5 separate regions of the Homo sapiens genome follow, and regions 1, 2, 4 and 5 are each linked to region 3. A link is a contact called in ENCODE Hi-C or POLR2A ChIA-PET data. All regions are on one chromosome and are shown on one strand. Each heading gives the region's core, a stretch centred on a gene start or an enhancer-like site at or near the end of the contact. The rest is flanking DNA. Distances are from core to core; before and after follow the strand shown.

The links. A loop is a pair of places that touch in the nucleus more often than their neighbours do. ChIA-PET counts read pairs that join two places held with the same protein, here RNA polymerase II (POLR2A). Pooled maps may share reads with other maps.
Region 1: a loop to region 3 is called in a pooled map, with 4 times the contacts of the local background. The contact joins the enhancer-like site here to the promoter of PSMA5 in region 3. A Hi-C loop is called at or near these places in 1 of 37 single-sample maps with no recorded cell type and 4 of 50 pooled maps. POLR2A ChIA-PET finds 5 or more read pairs at or near these places in 1 of 52 experiments (activated CD8-positive, alpha-beta memory T cell).
Region 2: a loop to region 3 is called in a map of natural killer cell, with 35 times the contacts of the local background. The contact joins the promoter of RBM15 here to the promoter of PSMA5 in region 3. A Hi-C loop is called at or near these places in 5 of 168 maps with a recorded cell type or tissue (CD4-positive, alpha-beta memory T cell, GM12878, endothelial cell of umbilical vein and 2 more), 12 of 37 single-sample maps with no recorded cell type and 16 of 50 pooled maps. POLR2A ChIA-PET finds 5 or more read pairs at or near these places in 2 of 52 experiments (CD4-positive, alpha-beta T cell and activated naive CD4-positive, alpha-beta T cell).
Region 4: a loop to region 3 is called in a map of CD8-positive, alpha-beta T cell, with 10 times the contacts of the local background. The contact joins the promoter of PRPF38B here to the promoter of PSMA5 in region 3. A Hi-C loop is called at or near these places in 2 of 168 maps with a recorded cell type or tissue (CD8-positive, alpha-beta T cell and naive thymus-derived CD4-positive, alpha-beta T cell), 1 of 37 single-sample maps with no recorded cell type and 13 of 50 pooled maps. POLR2A ChIA-PET finds 5 or more read pairs at or near these places in 2 of 52 experiments (CD8-positive, alpha-beta T cell and naive thymus-derived CD8-positive, alpha-beta T cell).
Region 5: a loop to region 3 is called in a map of B cell, with 20 times the contacts of the local background. The contact joins the promoter of STXBP3 here to the promoter of PSMA5 in region 3. A Hi-C loop is called at or near these places in 2 of 168 maps with a recorded cell type or tissue (B cell and CD4-positive, alpha-beta memory T cell), 5 of 37 single-sample maps with no recorded cell type and 14 of 50 pooled maps.

Annotation. Positions count from the first base shown.
Region 1 is chr1:110,010,192-110,013,843 of GRCh38, reverse strand. It overlaps AHCYL1 (adenosylhomocysteinase like 1), which reads right to left. Exons shown (of 17, transcript NM_006621.7): 3 at 2,487-2,630; 4 at 1,382-1,482; 5 at 845-947. Among named protein-coding and RNA genes, the nearest start is that of STRIP1, 23 kb to the left of the region's middle. RefSeq lists an enhancer at 1,351-1,400. Within about 2 kb of position 2,068, at least 7 of the 41 ENCODE cell types and tissues checked have a DNase peak (open chromatin) inside an H3K27ac peak, as active enhancers do.
Region 2 is chr1:110,337,592-110,341,770 of GRCh38, reverse strand. It overlaps RBM15 (RNA binding motif protein 15), which reads right to left and starts at 2,394. Exons shown (of 3, transcript NM_022768.5): 1 at 1-2,394. The coding sequence starts at 2,365. LOC124904276 reads right to left here. Exons shown (of 1, transcript XM_047437983.1): 1 at 2,768-4,179. The coding sequence starts at 3,336. The coding sequence ends at 2,830. It overlaps RBM15-AS1 (RBM15 antisense RNA 1), which reads left to right and starts at 2,600. Exons shown (of 4, transcript NR_036595.1): 1 at 2,600-2,774. RefSeq lists enhancers at 1,406-1,855, 1,227-1,965, 1,936-2,055, 2,086-2,385, 3,526-3,715 and 2 more and a silencer at 3,156-3,425.
Region 3 is chr1:109,424,472-109,428,472 of GRCh38, reverse strand. PSMA5 (proteasome 20S subunit alpha 5) reads left to right here and starts at 2,025. Exons shown (of 9, transcript NM_002790.4): 1 at 2,025-2,171. The coding sequence starts at 2,143. RefSeq lists enhancers at 1,465-1,524, 1,031-1,962.
Region 4 is chr1:108,691,030-108,695,115 of GRCh38, reverse strand. It overlaps PRPF38B (pre-mRNA processing factor 38B), which reads right to left and starts at 2,806. Exons shown (of 6, transcript NM_018061.4): 1 at 2,249-2,806. The coding sequence starts at 2,524. RefSeq lists enhancers at 1,344-1,904, 2,555-2,884, 2,467-3,027, 2,965-3,154.
Region 5 is chr1:108,745,169-108,749,009 of GRCh38, reverse strand. It overlaps STXBP3 (syntaxin binding protein 3), which reads right to left and starts at 2,336. Exons shown (of 19, transcript NM_007269.4): 1 at 2,224-2,336. The coding sequence starts at 2,272. RefSeq lists a silencer at 1,835-1,954 and enhancers at 2,155-2,564, 2,087-2,657.

The sequences.
Region 1 (3,652 bases), core at 819-3,318, 590 kb before region 3:
GGGCAACAGAGTAAGACTCCATCTTAAGAAAAAAAAAAAAAGAAAGAAAGATGAGAGGTCCTCAAAGAAACTTCACGGTGATTTTCTTCTGAATATTTGAATAATAAAAATTATTATTATTGTTATTAATTTTTGAGATGGAGTTTCACTCTGTCGCCCAGGCTGCAGTGCAGTGGCATGATCTCGGCTCACTGCAGCCTCTGCCTCCCAGGTTCAAGTGGTTCTCCTACCTCAGCCTCCTGAGTAGCTGAGATTACAGGCGCACACCACCACTCCCGGCTAACTTTTGTATTTTTAGTAGAGGTGGGGTTTCACCATGTTGGCCAGACCGTTCTTGAACTCTTGGCCTCAAGTGATCTGCCCGCCTCGGCCTCCCAAAGTGCTGGGATTATAGGCGTGGGCCACCAGGCCTGGCCTGAATAATAAAAAATTATTTTACGTTTAATTAAACTCACAAATAGCTCATATATTTTCAATGCCATACTGAATACCAAATTATTTAATGCACTATCAATATGAAAGGTACTTCTTACTTGTGCTCTCTCACAAAATTGATGGCACTTATATAGTTTAACATTCTTCCTCGTTCAACTAACACTAGAACTGGGCATGACCCCATGCCATTAGATTATTTTCAAAGGCCATTTTTAATGACTACATAATATTCCACCATGGATATCCATCTTAATTTTATTATCCACTTTCTTCCTGTTGAGGTTTTTATCATGCACAATTTTATAGCCTCTAGACATATATGATATTGTAATGACAATTTTGATACAAAAAAGTTATATGTTTGGATAACTATTTTGGGGCAAAGTTGGTGGGAAAAAACCGAACTTACCAGCCTCAGCCAGTGCTGCAGCTACTTCATTCTGAGTTGAGTAGATGTTACAAGCAGACCAGCGGCACTGAGCCCCCAGGGCACAGAGTGTCTCAATCAACACCTGTGTAGAAGTGTAGGAAGACAGGGTGAGGAAGAGAAGGGCCACCCAGGAATGGAGAGCAAGCCTCATCAAGATAGCAATACCTATCAACTCTGCACCAACAGGTGCTACACTGGAAAGTTACAAAAGGGTGTACTCCAGCGAGGTGGTGCACTGGTATTTAACTTTGCATAAAACATAGGTTTCTAAAAGTCTTTATAACATTTTATAACAATCATATGTTTGCAAATCTAGACTTTCCTAGGTCAAGTTTGCTGAAAGTGGGTTTACATATTAAAAAAAAACCCAGAAAACCCCATTATTGTGTAACAGGGAGATCCTATTAATAGTTAGCATTTGGAGGTTGGCGAGTTAGGAAAGGAAAAGTGAAAAAAAAAAAATTGATTTCTTTCTTCCCCTTATCAGAAGTCCCTCTTTTCTTCCAACAAACTCACCGCTGTCTGGGCTGTGATGTGTGTACAGCCCACTATTTTAGCACCAGCCAAGGGCTTCTCCCCCTGAGCACGTTTCCTGAGTGAAATCAGAGCAGACATGTCTGTGAAAGAACAGAGGATTTGAGCTAGGTCTGCACTAGCAGTATCATCAGTTCCTGCCCCAGGGCTGGTCTGGATCTGTTGAGATATGGTGAGATGAGGCAGAAAAACTTTAAGCCTATTTCCATGACGACTGGCAGCTTCAACGGCACAGTAATAGTGGAGAGCAGTCATGCAACCACTTGGAGTTTCTCTCTTCCTCTACTGCTTCAGCTTTATACACAGAGGACTGAACAGAGAATGAAGTAAATCCTTAAAACTGATCAAAATGAAGGGTGAGTCTCATCATTCATTTGGGAAGAGAGGAAAATAGTTAAGGCATTGGCTAATAGATTCCTATATATAATCATCAGACCAGAAAGACTGTACCCTCAGCCGAAACCACTAACTTCTGTTTTTCTATGCTGTCTTACCATGTCCTGTCAGTCTGTTTGGTTTCTCTATTCTCTCTCAGTATAGAACATGCCTTCAATGTGTAAACAACACAAGAGTAAAGAGGACCTTACTGGGAGTGGCTGGGGTAGAGAAACCAAGATTTAACTGTCAGTCACTTTTACTCTGCTCCAGCAGAGGGTGCTCAGGACCAAACAAGACTCTAGGTCACCACATCCTTACCTTAAAACCCTTCCTCATCAGCTGCTTCTGGGCAATCTGGGTCTCTGCCATTGGCAGCTATAGTAAGATCCCATATAACCAACTACCACGTAGTGATCTAGGACTTGTCAATTCTGCCATGTAGATCTTTGAATACAGTGGTGGGGTGGGGCAAGGAGGAAAACAGAAACTACTCTGTGTGTAATCACCACATGCTGAGAACAGAAGGAAGAGAGAACAAAATCCCAAGACTTAAGTTCCATAGAGAGAGAAGTGTTTATCCGAAAGTCCATAATACTGTCTTTCTTCCCAGTACACTTTCAAGTCAGCTTTCAAGTCTTAAGTTGTTTGTGGATTCTGATGGCCAACAAGAGGGTTGTTTCTGGTCCCCTAACCCACTCCCTTTCTTTACCTTGCTCTGCAATCTCAATCTCCCGGCGTCCAAATTCTGCCTGCTTGATGTTCTTCACACAGAAATTGCTGCTGCCCTTGGAGTTGGTTTGCTGCTTCTCTCGGGGAGAAACCTCATCATCAGAGCTATCTGTGTAGGATGCAGCTAGAGCCAGGAAAGAAAAAAACAAGGATAGAAAAACCTCAGTGGTCCCCAACTCTACAGAGTGCAGTCCCCAAGGGACTTTCATTTAAGTTAAGGGAACACCCTTAATTGGAGCTACCTTTTACAACGCTCTCAGTTCTGCTCCTCTAGGTTCTAATAGGTGGTATGAATGAAACTGTTGTGGGTACTTCCATGTTGCAGCTCTTTCACCCACCCTAACAATACTGTGCTATTAGTGCCTATGACAAGGGACCACTGATTATAAACCTGCAGCTATAGTAATCCCAGATAATAGAGGTACTTGGTCCCATCTGGATTGGAACCAGACCTGGCAAAAACAGAAGAATAATTTAGGGCAGATAAGGAATGCTATTTCTATAGATCACTGGTTCTCAAATTCAAGCATCTATCAGGATCACATGGAAGGTTTGTTAAAACATATATTGCTAGACCCTGTGGCCAGTTTCCCATCTGGCAGGTATGGAGTGGCACCTAAGCATTAGTAGTTCCAACAAGTTACCAGGTGTTGCTGATGCTGCTAGTCAGAGGATCACACTTTGAGAACCATGGATATAGACAAAAGTGATAAGATAGTCTTACAAGGGATTTTACACTAAGTTGTGCTCAAGGAATAGAGAAAGAAAGAAATGGCACAAAAGGCAAACAGCTCTGGTTCTACTGATAGCCCTGGGAAAGTCTGTCAAAATGATCAACTTTAAAAAGTGGTTTCACATAAAAGCTAAAAATACCACTTATCTGACAGATATGCAAGAGGATATACAACAATCATTCCTTACCTCTCAAATCACTTCTTTCCTCTCTGAATTGAGTACTTTCCTCATCACGGTTTCTGCTAGTATACCTGGACTCTCTCACTGACTGACTTCTATGTACAGGTCCTCCTCCTGTCCAGCTAACACAAATACTACTAAAGATTATCTTCCCCACTATGACATTTTAACCATATCACTAAGCTTTTTAAAAGGCTCTAATACATTTCTGTAACATGGCCGTCAAGATCT
Region 2 (4,179 bases), core at 1,145-3,644, 910 kb before region 3:
GCCAGGCCAAACAGAGTTTGGGAGAGGCTGATGCCACAGGGGCTGTCCCCCCATCCTGTTTCTGGGACGGGGACTTCAGCTTGGAGGAAGCAGTGCTGGTGCTAGGTGCACTCCCATCAGAGCGGTCTTCTTTTTTCAGAGGGCTTTTTCCCTCAGTGGGAGCAGTTGTCCGGTGCTTCCTATCTCGTTCAGCTGATGCAGAGTTTTTACGGTCTCGCTTGTCACCCTGGCTCTTCTCCAAACTACCTCGTCTGTCTCTGATTGGAGAGGGCCTTTCCAAGAGAAGACGGGAAGATCGATCATTGTCGCTGTTGTAACGATCCCGGCTACTGCTCAATTCTGGACTGCGGTCAGGAGAAGGAGCGCAGTGACGTTTTCGTGGGCGGTCACTCTCAGGAGACCTATCCAGATGACGTCCTCCACTCTCCTCAGGCAGCCTTCGCTTCCTAGGCTGGTCTCTGCTGCTGGGCAGATCTCGATCACCTCTGTCCCGGTCCAAGGACCAACCATCCCGCCTGCGATCTAGGCTATCCAGTGGCTCGTAAGCAGGCACAGAAGTAGCTGCAGTCCGAGTGCTGCGTTCTCGGACTGGGGGTGGGGGTGGCACCCAATCAGAGTCAGGATAAAGGTCCCTATCACGATCTCTGTATAGTAAGGGTGGTGTCCTATCCCGAGCACCCCTCAAAGGGTCTGGTGCCCGATGTCCAAAAGCATCTGTCACCAGCTCATAATGAGTCAAGGGCAGAGGCTGCAGATACTGCTGCTGGTAACGATGTTCGGTGTCGGCAAAGTCTACTCTAAGGCGTCGATCTGGGCCACCAAGTGGGAAGCCCCGCATATGGGTCCAGGCAGCATGCGCTGCATCCAGGCTTTCATACTGGATATATGCCCAACTATCACCTTTTCGGTAGTCTATGGTGCGTATGGTGCCAAATCGATCAAATTCTCGTGCCAGGGCAGCAAGAGGAACCCAAGGTCCCAGGCCTCCCACCCAGAGGCGGGTGGTGGGTGTAGCTTTACCATAACCAATTTTGATAGGATTCCGAATTATAATTTTGCCAGACATTGCTAATTTGGCCCGGTGAGACATATCTAAGTTCTCAAATTTGAGAAAGCCGTAAGTACTAGTCTGGCCGCGAGAAGGCCTCTTGATATCTACTTCTGTGATGACTCCAAAGCGATCAAACGCCCTTCTTAAATCACTCTCCGTTACAGTGATGTCTAGGTTGCCCAAGAAGAGCGTCCGGTTAGCTCGCTGATCATCCTCGGGTGAAATCTCATCCACTTCTCTGAAAGGAGCAGCACCTGCTCCAGCTCCCACCCTTGGCTCAAGACTGTATGCAGGGCGCACTCTCTCATAGAACGGGTAGTCTCTTTCTCTCTCCAGGTCTCGAGGCAATGGTGGCGGAGGTGGAGGGGGCAGGCGGCCAAGAGCCAACTGCTGCAGCCGGTAGTCTCTGTATCCCAAAGCAGCGCCACCAGGGGAAAGTGATCTCTGGCCTCCACCACCTCCAGGGGGGTGCCGGTGACCACCTACAGAGGCCCCGACCACACTGGCTGATGGAGGATAAGTATCTTTGTCTAAAGGGGAGCGGCTGCGGCGCCGGCTCACATACACAGCTTCTATCTTCAGAGGCCGGTCATAGAGCACCAGGCGGCCTCTGGCATGCTTGGCCGCCCGCGCGTCCTCTGGCCGCCGGAAGTTCACAAAGGCTACCCGCTCATCCCCGCTGCCAGAACCCGACAGATGACTGATTTTCACACTTACATCACCGAAGCGTTTGAACTCATGAAACAGGCCGTCCTCCACCGCTTCGTCACTAAGCTGGGACCCCAACTCGCTTATCTTCAGAGTCTTGTATTCCGCGCCGTCCCCGCCGCCGGGAGCTGAGGAGGCGGCCCCAGAGGAACGTGACTCCCCGCCTCCACCCCGGGAGCTGCTGCGCGATTCGCCCCCGCCCGAAGAATTTTTGGTGCTCGGGGAGCTATAACTATGCAAGCGGCTACTGGAGCTGCCCCCACCGGTATCATACTCGCGGCTGCCACCTCGACTGCTGGACTTGTCCAGGTGGAGACTCCGCCGCGACCCACCGCCGCTATCGGTCTTTCCGCTGCTGCTCCCATTGCTGCCACCAGAGCCCCCTAACTTCTTGCTCCGCTCACCGCGGGAAGTCGAGTCCTCACCACCACGGGAGCGTTTGGCCTTCACTGGCGAGCGCTCTTTTCCCTTCATTGTTGCGGGTCGTCGGAGGTCGTCTCCGCGGAGCTGAGTAACCCGCCGCCCCGCGCTCGTTTCACACAGCGGAACCGCACGCCGCCATCTTGGACTCCGCCGCGGCACAGGGTCCCGCCCCGCAGTCCTCATTGGCCAATTGCTCTCTCTTCTACAGTCTCATTGGGAAAATTATTTGTCTATCTTTACATCTCCCCGCGCTCCAGGAAGGCGCCCGCCCAACCACTGTTATTGGGTTCCCAACCCCCTAGTCGGAGTACCTCATTGGTTACATTTGTTGTCTATCTTAACGGTTCCTCGCGCCAGACTGTAGCTCCGCCCCTCGCACTCTGCGGTCACGTGACCCAAAGTGTTGAGGTGTTGATTGGACAAAAAGTCTGCCCTGTAACGGTACTTCTTGCTCAGTGACAGCAGCAACCCACCTCCTTATCCCTTTCATTGGCTTATAAACCCGTCCTTTAAACCACTATTTGGGAGGTCGGGCCATCAGTTTCGGCGTTTTTTCCAGAGAGGCAGGCTCACAGCGATATCGCGAGAGACGGTAAGCTCCCTCTTTCGACCCCCTTTTTCCAACTCCTCCGGCGGCTAAAAGAAGTTTAAATCTGATTGGATGTCGGCAAGGAAGTTGATAGGCTGAAATAACTGTCCATCACTCGCTTAAAGGGGTAGGCCTGTATAACGGAGGAGGCTGACTGAAGGTGAAAGACTAGAACACGTGCTTGCTGTGCGACGTCACTTAGATGTCGCGAGAGGGTGACTGTGCGCCAGCCCCGCCTCCCCGCGTTTTCGGCGTTCTCCCCACAAACATTTGTTAAGTTCCGTGGGGTGTTTGGCTGTGCTTCGGCCCTTGGAGTTCGAAACTTCTGAGCTCCCCGCCGTCGTACCTGTGCCGGCCAAGGGGCGGGGCAGGCTTTCCGGCTGTCGGGGCCCTCCAGTCCCTCAGGAAGCCGTCCTGGGACGCCTAGCGGACACCATTTTACGTCGCTGTGGTAGCTGAGTGAACAGCCGGGGGGAGCCCCGCCCCCCGCGCGCGGGAGAGCGCCGCCCGCGGTCACCTGGGCCCGCGGGGCAGAGAGTTCACGGTTCCTGCAGCCTCGGGTCATGCTGACGCCCCCGGGCGGTGCTAACACGTAACACGCGGGACCTCGAGAGCTAAGAAGCAGGGCGACTAAGACGCAGCCCTCGCCCAGGAGCCCGTCTCTCCCGCGAGCTACCCGTTCCCGCCCAAGTACTCCGGGTAACCGAGGGGAGTGACCGTCGCTCCCCGCCTCGTGGCCCGCGGGCGGAGCCGGAACTGTCGGGACACCGCGGACGTGTCTTTGGGCGGCATGTTTTATGTTGCGAATCTGTGTGGATTTTTAAATTCTGTATTCCCCTAAAATAGCAGTGTTTTTAATATGTAATGCTTCTACCCTGAAAATCACCAAGCGAAATTTAGGCTCCATGCAGATATGTCACTTGTTTTTCCCCCTGTGGCTTCTTGTATCCCTTGGCACTCTTATTGTGTGTTAAAAGCCAGCAGCACAGGCACCTTGCGGCCGCTCCAGATCCACCTCGTTTGGCTCCTTCAGTCGTTCGCCGTACAACTTTCCTTTCCATAGTGCGTTACTGTGGCGGACAGAGCACCTGTGAGAGGTGCAGGCGATGCCGAGCTTAGGGGGGTATGGCCTGTGCCCCAGCACTCGCCGGTTGCTGGAGGGACGCAGCGCTGAGGTCACCACAGCCTTTAGACTGTCTGCAGCCCTCCCAGGTTCGCGCCGGGGCGGAGGTTATGAGGATTCTTGTATTGATCCGGTCCTCAACCCTATTTCCCAAGATCCAATCTATAGTAGAGGGTGTGAGGTGTTTTTAAACGTGACATTTTTCAAGGTAACAATAATATCCCAAAAGCTGAAACCTAAACTTAAAAACTGTGTTAAGATTAGGGACTGTAACCTAAATTTAGC
Region 3 (4,001 bases), core at 776-3,275:
AAATAACTCCGTTTTTTTTGGTTTTTTTTTGAGATGGAGTCTCACTCTGTTGCTCAGGCTGGAGTGCAGTGGTGAGATCTTGGCTCACCGCAACCTCTGCCTCCCAGGTTCAAGCAACTCTCTGCCTCAGCCTTCCGAGTAGCTGGGATCACAGGCACCCAACATCACGCCCAGCTAATTTTTGTATTTTTAGTAGAGACAGGGTTTCACCATCTTGGCCAGGCTGGTCTTGAACTCCTGACCTCGTGATCCACCCACCTCGGCCTCCCAAAGTACTGGGATTACAGGCGTGAGCCCCTGTGCCTGGCCATAAAAGAACTTCTAAAGAGCAGCTGTAGTGAATTTACGACCAAGACTTTTCCATAGAAAATAACTGATAAGGTGAAAAAAAAAAAAAGCTTGTCAGAAAGCTGACAAGAAAGCTAAAAATTACCATTCTTTTCTCAGAAATCTAACAGATCCCAGAGGATTGCTACTTGGAGTTCTTCCTCAGTTTTATTAGTGCTAAACATCTGATTGGCCAGGGATGACCAAACTAAACTCCTACTGAATCCATGAAGGAAGTCAGAAAATAAAGGGTGGGGAAAACTAATCTTGGTTAATACTCAAAAGGCTTATTTTTACATTTCCTGCACCTTTGAAATGCCTTGGTGACTTACAAACCTAATCTAGGACCAAGAATGAACTTTACTGGAGAGATACAGGCCTTGAGAGGTTAAGGACTTGACTAGTGGTATCACATTAACAACTGGAAATGAGATGCTGGCATTTCCCTTTCCAGCATATACTGCCTGATAAATGATTTCTTTCCCCCGACTCCAGCTTTAAGGTGTAAGTGACAAATAGAAATTGTTCATGTTTATGGTATACAACGTGACGTTTTGATATACATATATATACACACACACACTGCAAATAATTAAATGAAGCTAATCAACATAATCCATCATCTCACATACTTTCCTGTGGTGAGAACATTTAAGGTGTACCCTCTTCACAATTTCAAGTACACAATATATGATTATTAACTATAGAACTCATCCACCTTCTCTGACTGAAACTTTGTATCATTTGACCAACATTTCCCTATATTCCCCACCCCCGTGCCAAGACTTCTTACTTGCCTTTCTTGAACAAATACTTGAATTACAGTGTTATTACGAAGCTGCAAAGTTGCTCCTCAAGCAACTTATTGAAGGGAAGCAAGAAGCGTCGAAAAAGAAAGCGCTTTTTTTTTTTTTTTTTTTTTCGGATAGGGTTTGGCTGTTGCCCAGGCTGGAGTGCAATAGCACGATCTGGGCTCAAAGAAAACACTTATTTTTCACAAACAACAGAAAAAGCAGTGAATATTTTGAAGTCTGGATCCTGAACTCTAGGTTATTTAGGTCTGAAACCTGTACTAGGGGGAGGGGTGCAAGAAAGAGTTGATAAAATTACCTTAACCATGTGGAAACTTTAAGACTTTCTTACATACTAACCCCTCGCCCCCCACTTTTCTCAATAAACGAGCCAAACTGGCTGAAACGAAGGGACTCGTCCGCGGCGCCGGCTCAGACCCACTGTAGCCGACTCATTACCGCCCAAAGTCCTGGAGCCCTCGACCGGGCATGGAGAACACCGTGGAGGAACCCTAAGAGAGGGAATCCTGCGAAGAGAAGTCAGGTGGTGGCCTTGCCGGAAACGGGACCAAAGTCCTCTAGCTGGGATTACGGGAGCCGGCGAGGGACCTATTATGTCAGGGTTCAGACAACCCAGCTCTGCATGCAAGCCTTTCCAATTGCCAGTCTTGGGGCGGGCTCACATCTTCTCTACAAGGCGAACTCACTACACGCCTTGGGTGCCTATCGTCCCTAGCAACCACCCGCGATTTAAGGCGGAAGTACCTCCCTGGTCCTCCTCCTCCTCCGGACCAACCAAGCCCTCGTGAGGAAGCGCGTTGGCCCAATCACCTAGGCGGGAACTACTACCAGCCAATAGGAAGCAGGCACAGGAGGGCGGGCTAAAGAGGTCGCGGTCGCACGCGCAGTTGGTCCTTAGTACTGCGGCCGTGTGGGTGAGTTGGCTGCCGGTGAGTTGGGTGCCGGTGGAGTCGTGTTGGTCCTCAGAATCCCCGCGTAGCCGCTGCCTCCTCCTACCCTCGCCATGTTTCTTACCCGGTCTGAGTACGACAGGTCCGTGCAGCTGGGGGACGTCGGGTGGGAATTATGGGTGGGCAGGCCCGGGACCTGGCCGCGCGGCCTGGGTTCTGCCGTGTCATGGGGCTCCCCAGGAACCCGAGACTGGCCGGACCTGGGGATGTTATGCCCTCCTCAGGCGCCCGCCGTCCTTCCCCAAGCTAGACCACATCGGCGGCACTTGTCCTACCGCTGAGTCACCCCTGGGTCCTAACTCGGTGCGGAAGCGAGAAGCTCCGGCTGGTGCTTGGTAAAGAAGGCGTGAGGAGCCGGAACTCCTACCTTGAACCCGGAGAAGGCCAAGGGTCACTCTTTGCTCCGTTCATCTTTTCGTGCCTAGTATGACTGCCTTGAACAAACAAACAAAAAGTTAAACGTGCTTCCTGGAAGAAAAAGCAACTGGTTTGTAGTAGGGCATGCTGCGGTGTATAGTTTCTTCAGAAGCGCGAAGGCAGTCGTAGCTTTGGCTGGATATATTGTCTGGAGTCTGATTTTATAGGAACTGGAATTTAGAATGGTTTTCAAGAGATTTCTCATCATGCCGATTCCAATTGACCAAAATTTTTTCTGACTTTTTAAAAGTTTAAAGCAAGTTTTAAAAAACTTTTGTGGTATGAAAATGTTCACAATATTAAGTTGTACATATATATGCTGTAGACATTTTTACTTTCAGTTTCTGTTTTCGTCAGTTAAGTTTTTACATAGCTACTCTTTTTTAAAGTCAGGGAAGGCAGACATTTTCTTTGTACTGAGTGGTATGAGATGCTGCATTTCCTGTCAAGTATATGCTGATCCTGTCGAAGTTTTACCACCTGCAGTTACCACTTTTTCATCTTTTTTACTGACTCGTAGAAGATGTGTGTGAAGTTTTGACATATTTCCCCACTGTCCTATAAAGTGACTTTGTTGGTCGATATTTAACTTCCAGAACATTGAAGAGAATCATCTTCGGGTGACATAATTTTGAGTTAGGGTGTGTATGATAGAAATTGTTATGCTTATCAGAAGGCATTTATTAAATTTTGTGGCCATTTACTTAACATATGTATTGACTGCTTTGTTACTTATTTTTCTGTCTTCCCAAGACGGCCTAAAATACATCCCTTTTTATTCTCTTAGTTAATGTGCTTGAGTGCTTGCTGTGAACAAGGCACTGTTCTAGGTGCTGGTGCTACAGCAATGGACAAAATCAAGCTCCTTGCTCGCATATAGGAGACTCTTTTGAGACAGTCTCGCTCTGTGGCCCAGGCTGGAGTGCAGTGACGTGATCTTGGCTCACTGCAACCTCCCCCTCCTGGGTTTTGTTTGTTTTTGAGACGGAGTCTCGCTCTGTCGCCAGGCTGCAGTGCAGTGGCATGATCTCGGCTCACTGCAACCTCCGCCTCCTGGGTTCAAGCGATTCTCCTGCCTCAGCCTCCCGAGTAGCTGGGACTACAGGCGCGCGCCACCACTCCCAGCTAATTTTTGTATTTTTAGTAGAGACAGGGTTTCACCATGTTGGCCAGGATGGTCTCGATCTTTTGACCTCGTGATCCACCTGCCTTGGCCTCCCAAAGTGCTGGGATTACAGGAGTGAGCCACCGCGCCTGGCCTGCCGCCTGGGTTTAAGCAATTCTCTGACTCAGCGTCCTGAGTAGCTGGGATTACAGGCGGTGCCACCACGCCCGGCTAATTTTTGTGTTTTTAGTAGAGACAGGGTTTCCTCATCTTGGCCAGGCTGGTCTTGAACTCCTGACCTCGTGGTCCACCTGCCTTGGCCTCCCAAAGTGCTGGGATTACAGGCGAGAGCCACCTCGCTCGGCCTGAGACTCTTAAAGAATTGTTTAC
Region 4 (4,086 bases), core at 1,557-4,056, 730 kb after region 3:
TTTGTACATTTTTTCCACCAGGGTCAGGTTTATTCCTGATTAAAGATAAAATTACAAAGGCCACACTTACAGAGATCATTGTTGTAATTAAGCTTCAGCCTAATTATGTGTGAACCAATCCAATTATTCCCCAGAATATAAATTGTGTCAAAAACTGAGTGTGAATAGTCACTGGCATATACTAAGTATCATCAAAGATGATACAGTATCATATTTGCTAAGAGGAACATCTTACAAAAACTAGTCCTTATCTAAAAATAGCAACAACAACAGCAACAACAACAAAAGAATATTAACTCTAAAATAGAATCCAAAAAGGTCTTTTGGGAAGACCCATCTTTGTTTTTTTTTAAAAACATAAAAAAAAATCCTGTTTTTTCACTGCATATTTCTAAAATTCTATTTCCACCCACATGGTAAATTTTGTAGTCCTGAACAATGGCTTTAGATAGAAAAGCGTGCATGTAAGTTTAAGCACTACACTATTTTGCAGTGCTTTAACGTTTCCTTTCTTCCCCACAGATTGCCATGTAAAAGATGTTTCAATTCCTTAAAAGCTAGCCAAAGGCAGGGCTGGATGCATACAAAATAAAATTACAAAGTTGGAAACTTATAAATTTCAGTGAGTATTTGATCTGAAAGTCTTAAGTCTTCTTAATATTAGTAAAAAAACTGGGTCTTTAGTTTTTTAACGGAATTTAAAAACAATTCCTGGTAGAATCTTGTTTCAAAACACATTTGAAACTTAAAAACGAGACTTTCCTCTATTACATTAACATTTTGCCTATGTTAGAAAACAGAACCTGCCGCAGAAAGAGCAGGAACCCAATTTTCAACTGTTTAAAGTTTACTGCATAAATAAAGCTAAGGATTAAATGTTATTCACCATACTGTATCCATGCTAAAAAGGTCTTACCTTTTAAAAGCTAAAAAAACTAATTCATAGAATTACAATCAGACCTACTCTCGTAAGAGGATTCCAAATTTATTTGTGTACTTTATCAACCCAAAGTTGAACTGTATTCAAGAGATGTTTTCTATAAAAAGCAACTAATCTCTCAAAATCCTTCAATAACCTAATTACTCAACTGGGGGAAAAGGTGGGCAAGACAAAAGAGAATGTCCTTTTGTTACCATCTCTACACATACGTTCAAATGATAGAAAACACTTTGTGCGGTCTGTCAAGTTTTTAAGAGTGAATATAGACAAAAATGGATTGTGTATTAGATGCTCCGGATAAAATTTTTAAAGACCACTAAGGCTATTATTAATATTCTTTAAAATAGAAATTAACTTTCGGAGGCCTGGAAGGTATTTTTTATACTACATAATTTGCAGGGAAGTGGAAAAAGCCTACCTAATTGGTGAAGGACCAAAAGCAATGGCCAAAAAAACCCACAAAAATCTAATTAGTCGTTCATTTAACCAGGGAAATGCATTTATGGCGATTGAGCATGATTAATAGTGCATACCTCTACCTGCGACCCTGGGCTGCTCCGAGCCTCGCTGCAAGACTGAGTCAATCCTGCTAACGAAACAAGAACTGAGACAAGAGTGCAGTGAGGAGGCGCCAGGTGAGCTCCCCAGCACAGCCAAGCCAGCACCGACCCTGCCGCAGAAGCCCAGGGCCCAGATAATTCTAAATTAGCCCAATGCACAGGTGGCTGAGACCTCTTACTCCTGACTTCCTGCTGGGAAAATTTCCAGGCCTTCTGTACACCTCTTGAAATGGCACCTCTCCACCCTCATCCCCCCACCCCACCCGACACACACGCACTGACCATTTCCCTGCCTGGATCGGATAGTGAGTACCAACAACACGAGGCCAATACTGAAGTCATTACACGCCCTGGCCAGGGGTGAGCGGGAGAAGCACCAACAAGTTGGCGCTCAGCAGATCCACGTCAAAAGGAATAATTTTAAAGCTGTAAACTGGAAAGGCTTCTGTTACTCTTTCCTCCTCTCCCCCATCCCTCTTGCCCAACTCCCCCCAGGGGTGGGCAGGAGGTTGGGGGAGGAGAGAGATCAATAGTGGCGGGCTCTCCCGGCCCTAAAAATCTAAAATGGAAACGAGAGGGCGGCCCCAGTCCGACCCCTCCCAGACACACTACAGGCCGCAGCCACCCCTCCGCCGAACCACCTTCCCCCACCCACAAATCTTCAGATTTCGGGGGCCGCCTTCGCCCGTTTCCTCCATACCCCCTCTTCCGAACTTACCCCCAAAGCCAAGGCCTACACACTTCGTACCTTAAAGTAGATCTCGTCCACCACCTCGTGGTAGGTCTTGAGCTCGTAGAGCTGTACTTTGAAGTAAGGCGACGACAGGATGTTGGTCAGGATCATGGGGTTGAGGTTCATGGTCTTCTCGTTGCCCCAGAGCGGGAGCACATTGCCCTGCTTGCCGGAGACCGCCGGCTTGGTAGCGCCGCCGCCGCCGCACTGCTGCTGTTGCTGAGCCGCAGCTGCAGCCGCCTGGTGCTGCGGCTGCGAGTTGCCTGTCAGCGCGGGGCTGTTGTTAGCCATGTTGCGGCGGAAGGAAGGAGGGAGGGAAGGAGGGGGGGGAGGGGGCCAAGCTCGATCTCGCTCTTCGGGACAACGGTCTGGGACCCTACTCCATCGAACGTCGTCGGGAGAAGGGGCCGCCTCGCTGTGCCCCAGCTGGGCAAGAGAGGGCACCCGACGCCGACAAAATGACCCCGGGCCAAGAGCAGACAGCGAAACCCAGACCGCGAGAACTCCACGCAGAAGGCGAGCCGGCAGCCAGGGAGCTCGATCTCTTCCGCCAACTGCCCCTGGGAACAAGATGGCGGGCCCGGCGGATATGACGCCACGCACCCCAGCGTTCCAAGCTGAGCTGGCGGCCAATCAGAGACGCTCAGTTGGGCTGGAGCGTCCTCTTCCTAGGTCCCCGCGTTCTCTGCACGCTGAAGTCGCTGCAGTGACCTCCGTACCTGACTCTTAGGGGATTTCTCCTGAGAATTTGGGGGCCGGGGGAGAGGGTTGTAGGCCTAATCCGTTGTTGTTGTATTTTGACTGGGGGCTTGATTTCTTTTGTCGGGAGCTGAGCCAGGAAGGGTTCGCATGGCTGCGGTGTGCTTGCTAATATCGTCACTCTGACTTCTGCAGAGTATCCGAGAGGGGTCTCCTGGGATCTCAGTTTTAAGGTTCTCTGGAAGGTACAATGGTCAGGGACCCCACTCCTCCAGGAGATTCTGATCAAAGGTCACGTACTTCGCCAGCCTCTAGTGTCCAGCCAGAAGTCTTAAATTTATTCATCCGTAAGATTGAGATAACATCTGGCTGGGCTGTTGTGAGCATTGAAAGAGCTAATGTACTTGTAGTGCCTAGTAGACTGTTCCAGGCATCTGGTAGGCGCCTTTTCTTTTTCTCCCTGCTCCAGATCTTTGGATTCTAGGAATGTATCCGGAGTGATAAACATTGGGCGAGATACTGTATATTGGGAGTGGGTGTGTGAATGTGTGGGGAGTTTGAATGTGGCAATCTTGACTTCAGTGGCGCATACACAGGAGGAGAAAAGGATAAGATGGAAACTTTGGGGAAAATCCACATCTGGATGAAAATAAACCAGAAGAGGAGAGAGAGAGAGCGAAGACCAGCAGAAAAGTATTTAAACCAAGAGACAGTTGTTTGACAGAATACAAGGAAATAGAAAAGATAAGTGAATGGAGTGATTGATTAGTGTTTGGAGCTGTACGGTACGAAAGTGGATATCCTGTCTGGTTCCTTTGTTTTAGGTTGCAAGAGAACTAGAACCCTGAGAGGAGAAGCAGTTTTCACCTTCTTACTAGCAAATCTTGTTTTTCTCTATAGTGGTTTTTATTAACTTCCAAAGGAAAACTGAAGATCCTAACCCCTGTGTCATGAGTTATCACGTTAAAAGTCCATAGAAAAAATTTTTTTTAACCCAGTTCTTTTTGTGTATATATTTTTTGCCTTGATAATACTAGTTTATTGAGTTTGCCGAGTGACACATTGCCAAATCTTATGCCCTATTTTTAATTCCTCAGATACATGATCTTTCTGTATAGTCTTAGACAGTCTTTACCCCTAGTCTGTTTGGATGA
Region 5 (3,841 bases), core at 1,087-3,586, 680 kb after region 3:
ACAACCCTTTGTTTATATTAATACACACCTCGAAATTCCCTCAAATGCTCACTCTTGCTTATAGAATAAAATCTAAACTCTACTATTTAACATCCTCCACTGACTGGCTTCTACCTAATCTCTAAATTAATCTTCCACTAGTCCAAAAGTTACCCAAATAATTTTTGTTTTTGTTTTTTGAGACTGAGTTATGCTCTGTCACCCAGGCTGAATTGAGTGGCATGATCACTGCTCACTGCAGCCTCAACTTCCCAGGCTCCAGCGATCCTCCCACTTCAGCCTCCCGAGTAGCTGGGACCACAGGTGTGCGTTACCACACCTGGCTAATTTTTGTATTTTTGATAGAGAGAGAGTTTCACCATGTTGCTCAGGCTGGTCTCGAACTCCTGAGCTCAAGCAATCCACCTGCTTTGGCCTCCCAAAGTGCTGTAATTACAGGCGTGAGCCACTGTGCCCGGGCTTACGCTAGCTATTTATTTATTTATTTAGACTCAGGGTCTTGCTCTGTCACCCAGGCTGGAGTGCGGTGGCACAATCAATGTCCACTGCAGCCTCAGCCTCCTGGGCTGAAGGGATCCTCCTGCCTCAGCCTCCCATGTAGGTGGGAACACAGGTGCATGTCACCAAACATGGTTAATTTTAAAATTTTTTTGTAGAGATGGGGTCTCACTTTGTTGCCCACTCCTAGGCTCAGGTGATCATCTTGCCCCGGCCTCCCAAAGTGTTGGGATTACAGGCGTGAACCACTGCACCTGGCCATAATTTTTTCTTTTCTTTTCTGCTATCAAAATTTTTTGCCACCTCAAGGTATTTAAAAAGCAATTTAAAATGTTAATTACGAGATTGTGAAGCAACATGAAAAATGTTGAGTCAATGTCAGTTGTTTAAAAAAAAGGAAGTCACAGAATGACAGATAATAAAAACAATGTCTTTATCTGTATGAGGATCAGAAGGAAAATGTGAAAAAGGGAAAAGCTTATGATTCAATATGTAAAGAACTGGCTTAAATACATACATGCGGATGTTAATCACATATATATCTTGGAAATTATACAACACAATTTGTTACCCATTTTCACATAAATGTATTTAAATACCATTGTTTTAAAACATCTCAAATCTTAAGTCAGCCATGTAAATCTTGAAAAAGCAAATGCCAACCTTAAAATTATCTAATCTTTTAAAAGATAATTTCATATTTTTCACCTATTTATACATTTGCTTAGTGCCTGCTATATGTTAAGCACTATCCCAGTTACTGATTTGGATTTTTAATTTTAGACAAGGAACTCTAACTCCCAGAATTCTGCTGACTAAATCATTTGTTTTTTGTTCAACAAGTTGGACTAAGAAATACTAATTAGATGCTACTCCCTTTCCACTACTAGGCCATAATTATCTTGAACTCAGAGATACCAAACAATGATGGTTATTCCTGTTGGGTGGTTTCATTCTTTCTCTAACCTGCCAGACCTAGGTTTGGAGCGATGTTTATGAAAGTTGTGGATGATACCGCAGAACATCAGTAACCAATAAGGAGTCCGGTCCTAACAGCAGGGAGGGGCCCCCGAGAGTAGGGAAAACGGAAGGAGCGGCTCTTGCCCAGGCTATGCAGGAAGATGTCACGGCTGGACACCGGTCATTCCAATGGTCTCTTCTCAAGAACTTTTCAGAAAGTAGGCTCCTCTCGGAATAGGGGAAGATGAGTCTGTTAAACAGTGAGGTTTTTTGAAAAGCACGGGTTGATACTAACACGAATAAGCAGAATAAACAGTCCTTGCAAACTCCAGTGTGGGGTGGAGATGGGGGCGGAATAAACAGCGCCCGAATTGTCTCGGATGGAGAGACATCCCCAACTGGTGGAGCGCGGACGGGAGCGGAGAAGAGTGGGGAGCGCGGCCGAGGGCACGCACGGGCTCCGCGGGAGGGAAAGCCGGGCCGGGCGGCTCACCCGGGGCGGAGCTTCGCGGCCAGAGCGCGGCCGAGGCGAGGGGGTGCCCGACGCCAACGAGAAGGCCGCGTCCCGTCGCACCCCGCCCATCCCTGGTGCTGGCAAGGAATAAGGCAGGGCAGGAAAGCAGGAAGAAGTCCTCACACAGGTCCCAAAGCAACAAGTGCTCGCGGCGGCTCCTCAACAGACCGCTGGGTTGGGGCTGCAAAACGAGGCCCGGCACGGCAGCCTCCCGGCCTTCCCTCTCTCAACCCCTACCCCACCGCACTCACTCTGCCACACGACGCTCTTTAGCCCCCTCTCTGCCACCGGCGGCGCCATCTTCCCGACACTGCGGAGCAGCAGCCACCACCTTCCACTCCCAACCTACTTTGGCCGCAGAAGCGGCGTTGGGGTGGCCCCGCCCCTTGCTGCAGGGGAATGCCCCACCCCCTCTAGCAGACCGCGCCCTCCGGTGACGTCACGCGCGTCAGCAAGGGAATTTCCGCCCACTCCCGGACGGAGGCTGCGCAGTACAGGTGGAACCTCCGTGGGAAGTCGGGAGCCCCCTAGCGGGAGGCTGCTGTCGCCCGAGGTTCGACGTCCTGTGGCCTAGGAACGCGAAGTGCCAAACCGATCGTGAGCCAAGGCCGTCTATGAAATTCCGAGTTCACACATACACGAAGACTGGAGGATCCTCCCCATTACAGAAGAACCCTTCACTTCGCAAGGCGATTCATAATAGACTTCACTCAGTAGCCAGCCCAACTACCCAATGGAAAATGTACTGTCCCCAAATGATTATTTCATTCATTTTTTCAAGGACACAGTAATTGCGTAGAACTGTGAGGTTCCCTCCAGTGTGCCAAGAACTGTGCTGGACTTTTAGGAAACTCAAAGAAATGAGAGATCAACTCTTTCCCCTGAATAATTTACAATCTAATTAAAGAGCACAATTCCTGGAATGCTGCAGGTAGTTAAAACTTAGTTTAAAAATTGAATGCCTTAATGATAAGATATACATAAATGAACCAACAAAAGAATAATCATTTATTAACAAATTTATGCAACAAATGTAGGGAGGGCCTGTTAATGCTTCAGAATCTACAATTATTGTTGAAAGTTGATTCACAGAGGAGGAGATCTGAGCTCAGAAAGTTTAGGTAGAGATCTGTTTACTGAGATGGTTCCTTTGGGACTTTAAATCAAAGTAATCAAACGTAAGTGAGATCAGTTTAGTTGCTAAGAGCCCTAACTGTGAGATAACCATGTGACATTGGCAGAAAGTAGGCTTTCCTAGAAGGATTTGCAAAGAACCAGTGGCTGTAAAGATTCAAATTGGTCACACAGGGAAGTAGAAGTGGTTAGATACTACTACTAATAATAATGTCTAATATTTACTGAGTGCTTACTTACCATATGCCAGGCACCATGCTAAGTAGATTACCTCACTGATCCTCAAAGCAACACTTACAACAAGGAAACTGAGGCTTAATGAAGTCAAGTAACTTGCCAAGGATGCACTTAGTGGTGGAGTGGGAACAAAGATCAGGCTTGGGCTACATGGAAAGCAATAGAGTAGTCTGTGGGGTAACCTGCAATTTTTAGGAGAGGAAAGGCAAATGAAGAATTAAGAACAGGCTGGGCATGGTGGCTCACACCTGTAATCCCAGCACTTTGGGAGGCCTAGGCAGGAGGACTGATAGAGGCCAGGAGTTTAAGACCAGCCTGGGCAACATAGCAAGACTGCTGTCTCCACCAAAAAAAAAAAAAAAATTAATAAAAAAGTTAGCTGGGCATGATGGCGCATGCTACCTGCAAGCTGAGGAGTCGTAGCTACTTGCGAGGCTGACGTAGGACGACTGCTTGAGCCTGGGAGTTCCAGGCTGCAGTGAGCTATGATCATGCAAC